Regions from separate parts of the Homo sapiens genome. Here regions 2, 3 and 4 are each linked to region 1. Evidence: read pairs that join two places in POLR2A ChIA-PET (ENCODE). Cell type or tissue: CD4-positive, alpha-beta T cell. All regions are shown on one strand.

Region 1 (2,500 bases):
TAGCTATGGTCAGGATGCCCTAGGTTTTAGTCATAAGTTGCTAATGTTTGTTTCAATAACATTTGCTCTTTGGCAGCTTTTACAGCTACTTAACACTAAATTCCCATTTAGTCAGGAGGATCATTCATATACTGTAATGAATGATGTCACCTTAAATCCTTTACTATGTAATTGCTGGATGTTACATTTTATAGTGGGGCATTTGATGGTGTATTTGTTTATGCTAAATTTTATGACAGTGACAGCTGTATCTTGGAGGAATGACCTTTTTTTTTTTTTTTTTTTTTTTTTTGAGACGGAGTCTCACTCTGTCACCCAGGCTTGAGTGGAGTACAGTGGCACCGTGTTGGTTCACTGCAACCTCCGTCTCCTGAGTTCAAGCAATTCTCCTGCCTCAGTCTCCTGAGTAGCTGGTATTACAGGAACCCACCACCACACCCGGCTAATTTTTTTTTTTTTTAATATTTTTAGTAGAGACGGGGTTTCACCATGTTGGCCAAGCTGGTCTCGAACTCCTGATCTCAGGTGATTACCAGCCTTGGCCTCCCATAGTGCTGGGATTACAGGCCTAAGCCACGGTGCCTGGCCGACCCTTTTCGTTCATAGGAATCTAGTTTCAAATCTTTTTAAGCAAATAGTTTCATCATATTTGCCTTCTGGCTTAGGCTAGGTTCCCCTGAAAGAAAAATTTGAGACTAGGAATTGTGTGCAAGCAGTTTATTTGATTGAAGAAAGCAGAAATTAAGAACTAGCAAGAGTGAAACAGAAGGAAGAAAAGCCAATGCAGAACCCATTATTGAGTTGGTCATAGGGTAGCTAGGACAACTTGCCAGAATTTTCCACCCAAGGATAGACAAGATGAAGCATTTGTTCATTAGCTCCTGAGCCTTTGGTTTCTGGTTGCCTCTGGGTGGGGATAATGTCTTTAGATCTTGAGTTTCAGGCTGTTCATGGGTGGGCGTGTCAAGAAGGCTCTTTCAGGTTTCCTACCCTGTAGAACCAGGAAATATCCACAGCAGATAGTAAAAGATGTGTAACGCGTGCTGAGGCAAGATGCAGTCAGTACAAAGGAGTTGAAGTCCACACAGAACTGTTGCACCAGCTGCAGCTGTAGTGACACCCACACAGCTAAGAGGATGTGAAGCAGGGCACAGGAAGCATCTGATGCAATTTACCGCTTGCAATATTCAAATTTACTTATCTCATGTTAAATCTAATCTGTTGCCATGTCTTCAAAATGATGGCTGGCCTCAATCTCTACAAAAGAGCTAATAAAAATGTTTTTGTTTAAAAAATAAAAATAAAAAAGCTCCACTCCTCCACTGCAACTGTGTATGAGGCCATATTTGATATTTATCATCTACCACCTTCACTCATTCTAGATTTTCCTCATCCTCAGCCAGGAGGAGTTTAGTCGGTTTTGTTTGTCTGAAGGAGTCAATCGGACCTTTGTATATGCGGGGTCTGAACCTTTGATTTTTTTTTTTTTTTTTTTTTTTTACTTTGTCACGCCCTGTTCACTGTAGTTGACAGTTCACTGCTCTCATCAGGCCTAGATGTACCACAAGACATCTCACTGAATCATCTGACTTCCAGATTCATTCTTCCTCCTGCTGCTGTGCATATGCAACCTTACTTTCTCATTATAATTAGGGTCAGCTATCCCCATGAATATAGTAGCTATTTTAGTTGCCCTCTTGTACACATCATGAGTATCCATAGTTACCATGCAGTGGTCACAGCTTTGAGTTCATGATACTTACTAATCCCTGTTAGAAGCAGAACTCTCCCGTATCCCAAGAATAAGAATATCTAATTCAGCAGAGCCAAAGTTGCAAAACCCAGAAGCATACATGCTGCAGATAGGTTACTACGGGGGCTACTCTTACTCCTACCTTTTGGTCCTTAGACCCACATATTCCACCTACTGGAGACACCATGTCATGTAACATCATGTATCAATGGTGTGCCATGCATTGATTCAGTGAATATACTGCAACTTGGAATATTGAACCCCCAAAAAACAGGATCCTGTCTCCAAACTACTACCTAAGCAGACACTTTAAGAGGCCACTTCATTATTAGATCAGGTTGATTTCTTCCAAGTGATGTGACATTTAGTAAGAACGGCAGATCTTAAGATCACGTGCCTGGTGTTTCATTTCCCTCATTTCCTTGATTTCAGGCAAGATCATGAATCACCCCACATTGCTAATTCAGCATTCTTAAAGATCTGGAATGGTAGGGCAGGCAGAGACACCATAATCAGAGAAAGCAAACCCATAGAATGAATCACTGTTCCCCCAAGGATGGAAGGGGTCTGATGTTGTCAGTTTGCTGTCAAACACCTGGTTTGTCCTGAAGGGGTCAGTATCTGCCTCTGCTGCTGGAAGATCATGTAATCAGTGGTAGGTAGCCTTGGGGAGAAAAAGCCATGATGTTGAGTGTGTGCAGCATCTCCATCTCTGCCACATGGCCACTCCACTCATGGGCCTATTGT
Region 2 (2,500 bases), 140 kb before region 1:
TGTTATTTTTCTTTCTCCCAATCGTTAAACTGAGCTCTGGCGTTCAGTCCTTGAATATTTTCTTTTTCCTAGATACACACATTCCACAGGCTGTCACATCCAGTCTCGTGTTATTAAATGGTGCTTTTATACTGACGACTTCCAAATTTATGTATTTAACCTGGACTGCTTCCTTGACCTGTACACTGGCCACCTTCACTGAGATGACAAATAAACATCTCAAACTTAACATGTACTTCATGCAACCTAATGTGCCCCAATCCACCAAAGCCAGCTCCTCTAAAAGCATTTCTGTCTCAGTAAAACTTGATTTCTACTCAGTTGCTATTCAAAAGAAAATCCTATTGAGTCCATATTCAAAACACATCTAGAACTTGACCATTTCTCTATTATACCTGCTGCCCCACCTTGGTCAAAGTCCCAATTACCTCTGCCATGGATACTTGCAATAGCTAGCAAACTGGTCTCCCTGGTTCAACTCCTGCCCCTCTTCAGCCAGTTCTTCCTACAACAGACAGCATTACCTGATAAAACTGTGAGTCAGATTATCTTAACGTTTTTCCTCTTCAACCAGATTTTTTAAAAGATTAAGGGGACCCACGTGGTTCAGCCATCAATTACTCCTCTGACATAAGTCCCTGTGCCCCTCGTGTCTCACTCCACTGGAGTCACTCTCATCCCCATGAGGCTTTTCTACCATGCCAGGCACAATCTTCATTGAGGGCTTTTGCACCAACTATTCCTACTGCCTGGAACGCCTGCCCTCCATCTCTAATTTCACAGTGCCAGTTCCCTCACTTTTCTTAGGTCTTTATTTTCCTTAGTGAGACCTCTTTCATACAGCTTAAAATTTTATACTTCATCATCATTTTATGACCCATTTCTCTCCTTTTCTCTTTTTTCCTTATCAGTATTACTATCTAATGTATTCTATATTCTAGTTATTCATATTCTATTCCTAACCAGTATGTAAGATATAGTTGTTTTAGTCTGTTCAGGCTGCTATACCAAAAATACCACAAACTGGCTCTCTTAAAAATGACGAAAATTTATTTCCTACAGTTCTGGAGACTGAGAAATACAAGATCATGATGCCAGCAGACTCTGTGCCTGGTGAGGTCCCACTTCCTTATAGATGGCACTTTCTCACTGTCTCCTCACAGGGAAGGGTGAGCTAGCTCTCTGGGGTCTCTTTTAGAAGGGCATTACTTCCAGTCATGAGAGCTCCACCCTCATGTCCTACTGACCCCACAGAAGGCCCCAGCTCCTAGTACCGTTACCTCAGGGCTTAGGATTTCAGTGTATAAAATTTGGAGGTCGGGGGGAGCAAACCTATACCAACAATACATGTAAATTCTACTATATTGCCTGACATAGAGTAAGTGCTCAATAAGTTAATAGATTGCTCCCCGCAGATGAAAGCTTTTGCCAGCGCTGGGCAGCTGCTTGGGAGCGAAGCATAGCTCTCCCACGGGGAGAGAAAACCATCCCTCTCTCTCATCCTTGTCAGGGGAAACCTAACTCTTTCTCAGGTTAGGTCATGCCTTTCCTCCCTTTTCTAGTCTCCTTTAGTGTCCAACTCACAACATCCGTTCAGAGGGACTAGAAACCCCTGTTTTTCTCCCTAACCATACGCAAACACACAGATGCAATGCAGGTAAATATTACCTGAGCCACAAGAGCCAAGACCAAAATCATTTAACTTCTGGTGATAAAGGAGGAAAAACAATTCTGTGTGATAAATTTATCTGGACCATATATTTACACCAGATTTAGGTTGCTGGAACACAGTGCCTGCATATATTTTATTTTGTTCATTTTTGCCAGATTGCTTATCAGAATGGTTTCAGTTTACATTTCCTCCAGCAATGTATGAGAGTTCCTTTTTCCATACATTCTCAGCCAGATTTTTACCATTTCATTGGGAGCCAACTTAACTTGTATTACTGTAGATCTTGTGCATCTCTTCACACACTGGTTGGATATCAGGACAATCCTATTATTGAATTACTTATTCAACTCATTTTCTTATTCTCCAATTGGGATGCTTATCGTTTTCCTATTGGTCTGTATAAATATTTTGTAAAGCTAGATATTTTCTACTAGTCTCTTATTTTTCTATAATATTTGTCTATGTATTTCTTTAGCAGAAATATATAATGTATAGTGAAATACACATATTTTTGCTCTTTTTCTTTTTAATGTAGGGACACTGTTTAAGAAAGTTCCATTTTGCAAAAATATTTTCCTTCCTGTTACTGTGTCAACAGCGTGGTTTGACCTTTCAACTGTGGTTTTATCCATGTGAGGTCCATCTTTCCCTGTGTCTAATGTAGAAGCCCAAATCTATTATCCTCTATTTAGTAAGTATGTCTCACCAATATTATCTGATGAAACAGATCTGTTCCTTTTTGTTTATCTATGATGCTATCTTTGTCATATGTCAAGTTCCCAAATAAATACGCTGATTTTCTGAGCTGCTCCTTGGCCCAGCATTGAA
Region 3 (2,500 bases), 59 kb before region 1:
GAGCCTGGGAAGGATAGAGGACTTCTTTATACTCACAAGCTTGGTGGTTGATGCTGGCTGTCTGCTGGAACCTCAGCCTTTCTATCAATCGGAAACCTATAAGGCTTTCCTTGTGCTTACTCTGTGGGTGTGATTTGGGTTTCCTCCAACATATTTTCCAAGAGTGAAGGTTCTCAGAGGACACAGGAGAATGTATGACATTTTTGTGTTCCAATCTTTGAAGTCATAGAGTGGAACTTCTGCTGTACTTTTTTATTGAAGCAGGCATAAGGTCTGCCCAGGTTCACATGAGAGAACACAGACTTCAACATTTGAAGAAAGGGGTGTCAAGGTTACATGGTAAGAAGAGAATTGGGTTTGAGATATGCTTGCAGCCAGCCATCTTTGAGTACGTATTTTATTTAAATTAGTCAATGTCCAAAACATTTACTTCTCATTTTATATCTACTTAATTCACATGCTTGAATAACACTGAATTGGTTATTTTATGTGTATTCTTACTAAACTCTATCAAGAAAAATTATGTAATAATATCCAATGTCAATATATTTGCAGATATCCAGACACAGAAGGAATCATTCACAGCATATCTTGAAAGATGTCATTCCTCCATTGGAACAACTGGTGAGTGTTTAAGTCATTATATTCTTCATCTACTGATACAAAATAAATTGCCACAAAACTCAGCAACTTAGAACAGCTTAAGTTATTATCTCATTTTTCTGTGGGTCAGGAATCAGGGCACCACTTAGTAGAGGGATCTAGCTTGGAGTCTCTCAAAACGTTGCAACAAAAGCATCAGCCAGAATTGGGATCTCATTTGAAGGCTTGACTGGGGAAGGTCTGCTTTCAAGCTCACTTATGTGGTTGTTGGCTGGGTTCAGTTCTTCCAGGAATGTTGGCCAAAGGCTGCCCTTATTTCCTTGCCACAAAGATTTCTCCAAAATAACAGCTTGCTTTTTCAAAGCATCCAAGATGAGAAGGCAAGAGGGAGAGTTTGCTAGCAAGATGGAAGTCAAAAATCTCTTGTAACCTAATTGTAAAAGCAATACGCCATCAGCTTTGCCACATTCTTTTGGTTAAAATTAAGTCATTAAGTCTAGTTCACACAAGGGGAGAGGATTACATAAGGATGTGAATAATAGGAACCAGAGACTACAGAGGGCTTATTGTAAATGTTGATAGTTTTTTTTGTTATTGTTGTTGTTGTCTTCAAAAAAAAATTAATCGACTCAACATCCGTAAGAATGGCACTTTTTTCCATGTTTTTGTGTATTGTTATATCCTAGTGACAAAAAGAGTACCTGAAATATTGTAAATAACATGAATGAATAAAGTATTATATATATCTTAAAAACACGTAAGACCAACCTTTCTGATATGTTCTGATACTTCTTTCTTTTAATGACCTCTTTTTTGATAAATACAATGTGCTTTTCCTCTATGCTCATTCAACTTGTCTTTCCTGCTATATTTCATATTGGTCAATATGCTTCCAGTCTTATTGGCTTACAGGATATTGCACTATGATTACTGCATTCCTGTCTATCTCTAGCTATTTCATCCCTGTTATCTTTGGGATGTCCCATCCTTAGCACCAACAATAATTTCTTTTTTTGCTTCAGTGTTCCTGTTTTCTATTGCTTTTCATGTTCCAGATCCCACATCCCCACTCCAGCTATTTCTCCTTACTCTGCTTTACTTTAGGATAAGAATTTCTCCAAATAATTGTCTACCTTTGCTGTTTCCAATTTCTGCCCTCCCTTTGTCTCTTGAACTAACTCTGTTTAGGCTTTTATCTCAATCATTCACCTCTTATCCAGGTCACTGATTGCCTCCATGTTGTTAAATCCATCAGTAACTTCTCAGTTGTCTCTTCAGTAGGTCTATCTGAGCATTTAACCCAATTGATAGCTCTCTTCTTGAATCAATTGCCTAGTGGGTACAATGCTCACTGTTTGGGTAGTGGGTACACTAGAAGCCCAACAACCACCAGTATGCAGTATATCCATGTAACAAATAAGCACATATATCCCCTGAATCTAAATTTTTTATTAAAAAGAAACATTTTCCTCACATGACTACCAGTAACCACTTTCTCATGGCTCTCCAATTAGCTGGAGAGCCACCTCTTTTCAACCCCCTTTACTGGTCCCTCTTCATTTTGGAGCTCAGTTTTTATTTTTTATTTTTTCTGTCTGTAGGAATTTCCTAGGGCATCTCATTCAGTGTTGTAGCTTTAGACCATGTAACACTAGCCAGTTCTAAATTTCTATTTCCAGCATGGACCACAGCTTTGAACTTCAGTACTATAAATTCTGGCATTTTTACACACAGTTCTAATATACATCCTAAACTTAGCATATCTGAAACTGATCCCGATTTTTGCCCAAACCCGTTCTCCATTTCACAAGTCTTCTCCATTTCACAAGATGGAGAAGCACCTCCAGGTGCTTCAGTCAAAACACTAAAAGTCATCTTCCCTTGTTTCAGTCGTAAC
Region 4 (2,500 bases), 100 kb before region 1:
TAGCTAAATTTGTTTATAATCTCCTACTGATAGAACATGGTGCTGAATGTACATGAGATACATTTTTTTAAAAGTTAGTCCTCTGATTACTAATTTGAATCCAAAACTCTAACCTTGTTAGCATCTGGACTTATTTCCATAATAACAACCCCTTCAGAACCTACAAAGTAATGAATAATTGACAACAAATGAAATGTTTTGATAGTTGTCGGCACAAAGCATGTTTAATGTTTTGTGTTGCTTCCTAGCTAATTATGTAGATGACACATTTGTCAGACCTTGACTGCCATTAGAAACGTGTTTCCAGAGGGGAGAAAAACAGGCTATTCATAGAGTAATTAGCTAGAATGCTCAATGACCTGTGAGAGATTCAAATCGCTGCCAGTTCAGACATTGTTTTGTTACAGAGCAGAGGGGTAATTAAAATTCCAAATTACAGTCCTATGATGGAGCATTTGTTTGTTGACAGTATACTCTTACTCTAGTTTGTTAATTTTTTTTTAAATTGCTTCTAATCCATTTTATAGCTTTAGGAGTTCCGTCTTTGAATTTGCTGACAACTAATATTATGGTAAATTGTACTTCAGCTGAGTACTGCGTGCCTCACAATTTCAAGGGACCACAAGGTTGGTGGGATAAAATAGCTCCTTCTCAAGACTGACAGATCAGGTGCTGTCAGCGAGAATGCCTCTAACATGGAACATCTTGTCAAATACTGCTTCCAATTCTATATGAGGGGGAAATGAACTAGTGGAAAATACAAAGGTAGAGAGGAAAGCAACAATGAACAACTAGAACGGAGCAAGAAGCTGTTCTCCCAATAAGAAATGATTGATTAAGTGTTCTGTTACCGAGTAGGAGAGAAGAGTGAGAGCTGAGGATGATTTGGGAAATGGTGTTGAGATTGTGGTGCTGAGTTCAAGGCAGAAGATGCGGCCGTCTGTAGGAGGGCTCACCTAGATCACCCAAAGGATGGCATGTTTCACAGTAACACCTTTCATCTCAGGTCAATAACAAACCATGGAATGACAGATATCATTCATGAGATGTTTCAAGGAAATATTGGGATAGTTTACAAATCTAGAGGGCTAAAATAGTCTAAAAAATTCAGTTCCAGTGGAACATGTATTTAGGTTGCTGAAAGTGAGAATATAGTTTTATTAAAAAGATCTGACAGAAGTCACACGGTGTTTGATGCAGGCGAACTGACAGAGGCATCCAGTGAGCGCTGATTATCCCGAAGTCACTGTCAGCTAGGATTGATTTTCACTTTCTCCGTTTATGTAACGGTTCCTGTAATACAGCTGACCCCGAATCACGTTACCTTGTCATTTCTCTGCATGGATCAAGAAGAGATGAGCTGAAAATAGCTAGACACTGACCTTGAACTTACCAGAAAAGTGAGAAGTGACAGTGGGGTTTTTCTGTAGTTCATGTACAGAGACGAAGGCACACTGTTCCTCTGTCGAGTTCACTGCAGCAGCACAAGGGGGCAGAGCAGTACTAGAGATTACAGGTAACACAGCTTCTGCAACAGCATGGAAAGACTCTGAAATACGGAGTTAGAGCCAGAGGTCTCATTTTTACATCTTAGTTTAGACATAAAGGAGAATTACTGATGAATCAAAATCTCAGGTCCCCTGATGTTCATAATCAGTAATCTAAAAGTGTACCTTCTAATTAAAAAAGGTTACCTAATACGCTGTGTGCCAGCAACTATGCTTTTCCACTAAATTTTTGCAGCATCTCTTATTTAATTCTTATAATACTCTTCACTCTTAAAATAACTTTGGAACCATAGTCAATATTATTAAGAGAGGTTTAATTTATGGCAAACTCCCAAGGTGATATGTGTCACTTTACATACAATTGTATCAGCAGATGGGAATATTCTTTACATATTTACCAGATGTTAACACCCAAAAATTAAAACTGGAGAGTGTTTAATGGCAGTGTGCACTCACGAACAGGTAAAAGGCAAGCTAGAAAATGGTGTTTACCATTTAATTTACATTTATTTATGCCTGTATGTCTTCCCATTTTAATATCTGCCTCAATTTTCAAAAATGTATTTTAATAGATCATCATTATAACCTTGATTAACCTAAAACACAGTATGTCAAATATTATCCTTTGCTTGCTAGCACTTAGTTAAGCTAAATCATTGCTGTACTGATGCTGAATGTTTCTGATAAATGGCACTTTAAAATCTTGGCAAGTGAAGCAGAGAACTGAAGCAGGTTGAGAAACAGAACAGCAAACACTGACTCAATTATCCCCCAGGTTGTAAGTGCCTTATGTAATGGCACGGTAGCATCTTTGCTTGTGTGATGGCACAATAACATTTTTGCAGGCCTCCATAATAACTAGACTCTTCCTTGTATACAGTAGATTCTATGTATGTGTACAGGTAGTATATGTATATATACACACACATTTCTTTATTTATATAGATATATAGAATATATACATATCTATATACAGATATATAGAAATATAT

Evidence for each region. Peaks named below come from ENCODE experiments on the same cell type or tissue, not always from the same donor. Only the 100,000 strongest peaks of a DNase experiment are listed, where the experiment ranks them.
Region 2: POLR2A ChIA-PET joins it to region 1 with 7 read pairs; 8 of 35 experiments call an interaction of 5 or more read pairs at or near these places.
Region 3: POLR2A ChIA-PET joins it to region 1 with 6 read pairs; 7 of 35 experiments call an interaction of 5 or more read pairs at or near these places.
Region 4: POLR2A ChIA-PET joins it to region 1 with 7 read pairs; 7 of 35 experiments call an interaction of 5 or more read pairs at or near these places.

What each region holds. Positions count from the first base shown.
Region 1 is chr2:143,261,060-143,263,559 of GRCh38, forward strand. The region is part of intron 6 of ARHGAP15 (Rho GTPase activating protein 15); the gene reads left to right. Among named protein-coding and RNA genes, the nearest start is that of ARHGAP15, 130 kb to the left of the region's middle. In CD4-positive, alpha-beta T cell, no CTCF peak of the experiment used is centred here; DNase peaks (open chromatin) are centred at 1,092, 1,572 and 2,262; H3K4me3 peaks cover 520 bases; H3K27ac peaks cover 2,183 bases.
Region 2 is chr2:143,123,553-143,126,052 of GRCh38, forward strand. No RefSeq gene overlaps it. Among named protein-coding and RNA genes, the nearest start is that of ARHGAP15, 4.6 kb to the right of the region's middle. In CD4-positive, alpha-beta T cell, no CTCF peak of the experiment used is centred here; no DNase peak of the experiment used is centred here; H3K27ac peaks cover 1,720 bases.
Region 3 is chr2:143,201,579-143,204,078 of GRCh38, forward strand. ARHGAP15 (Rho GTPase activating protein 15) reads left to right here. Exons shown (of 14, transcript NM_018460.4): 3 at 556-624. Among named protein-coding and RNA genes, the nearest start is that of ARHGAP15, 73 kb to the left of the region's middle. In CD4-positive, alpha-beta T cell, no CTCF peak of the experiment used is centred here; no DNase peak of the experiment used is centred here; H3K27ac peaks cover 788 bases.
Region 4 is chr2:143,160,949-143,163,448 of GRCh38, forward strand. The region is part of intron 2 of ARHGAP15 (Rho GTPase activating protein 15); the gene reads left to right. It overlaps LOC107985949 (a long non-coding RNA gene), which reads left to right. Exons shown (of 2, transcript XR_001739723.2): 1 at 1-2,500. Among named protein-coding and RNA genes, the nearest start is that of ARHGAP15, 33 kb to the left of the region's middle. In CD4-positive, alpha-beta T cell, CTCF peaks have their summits at 1,453 (motif pointing right) and 1,655; a DNase peak (open chromatin) is centred at 1,483; H3K27ac peaks cover 387 bases.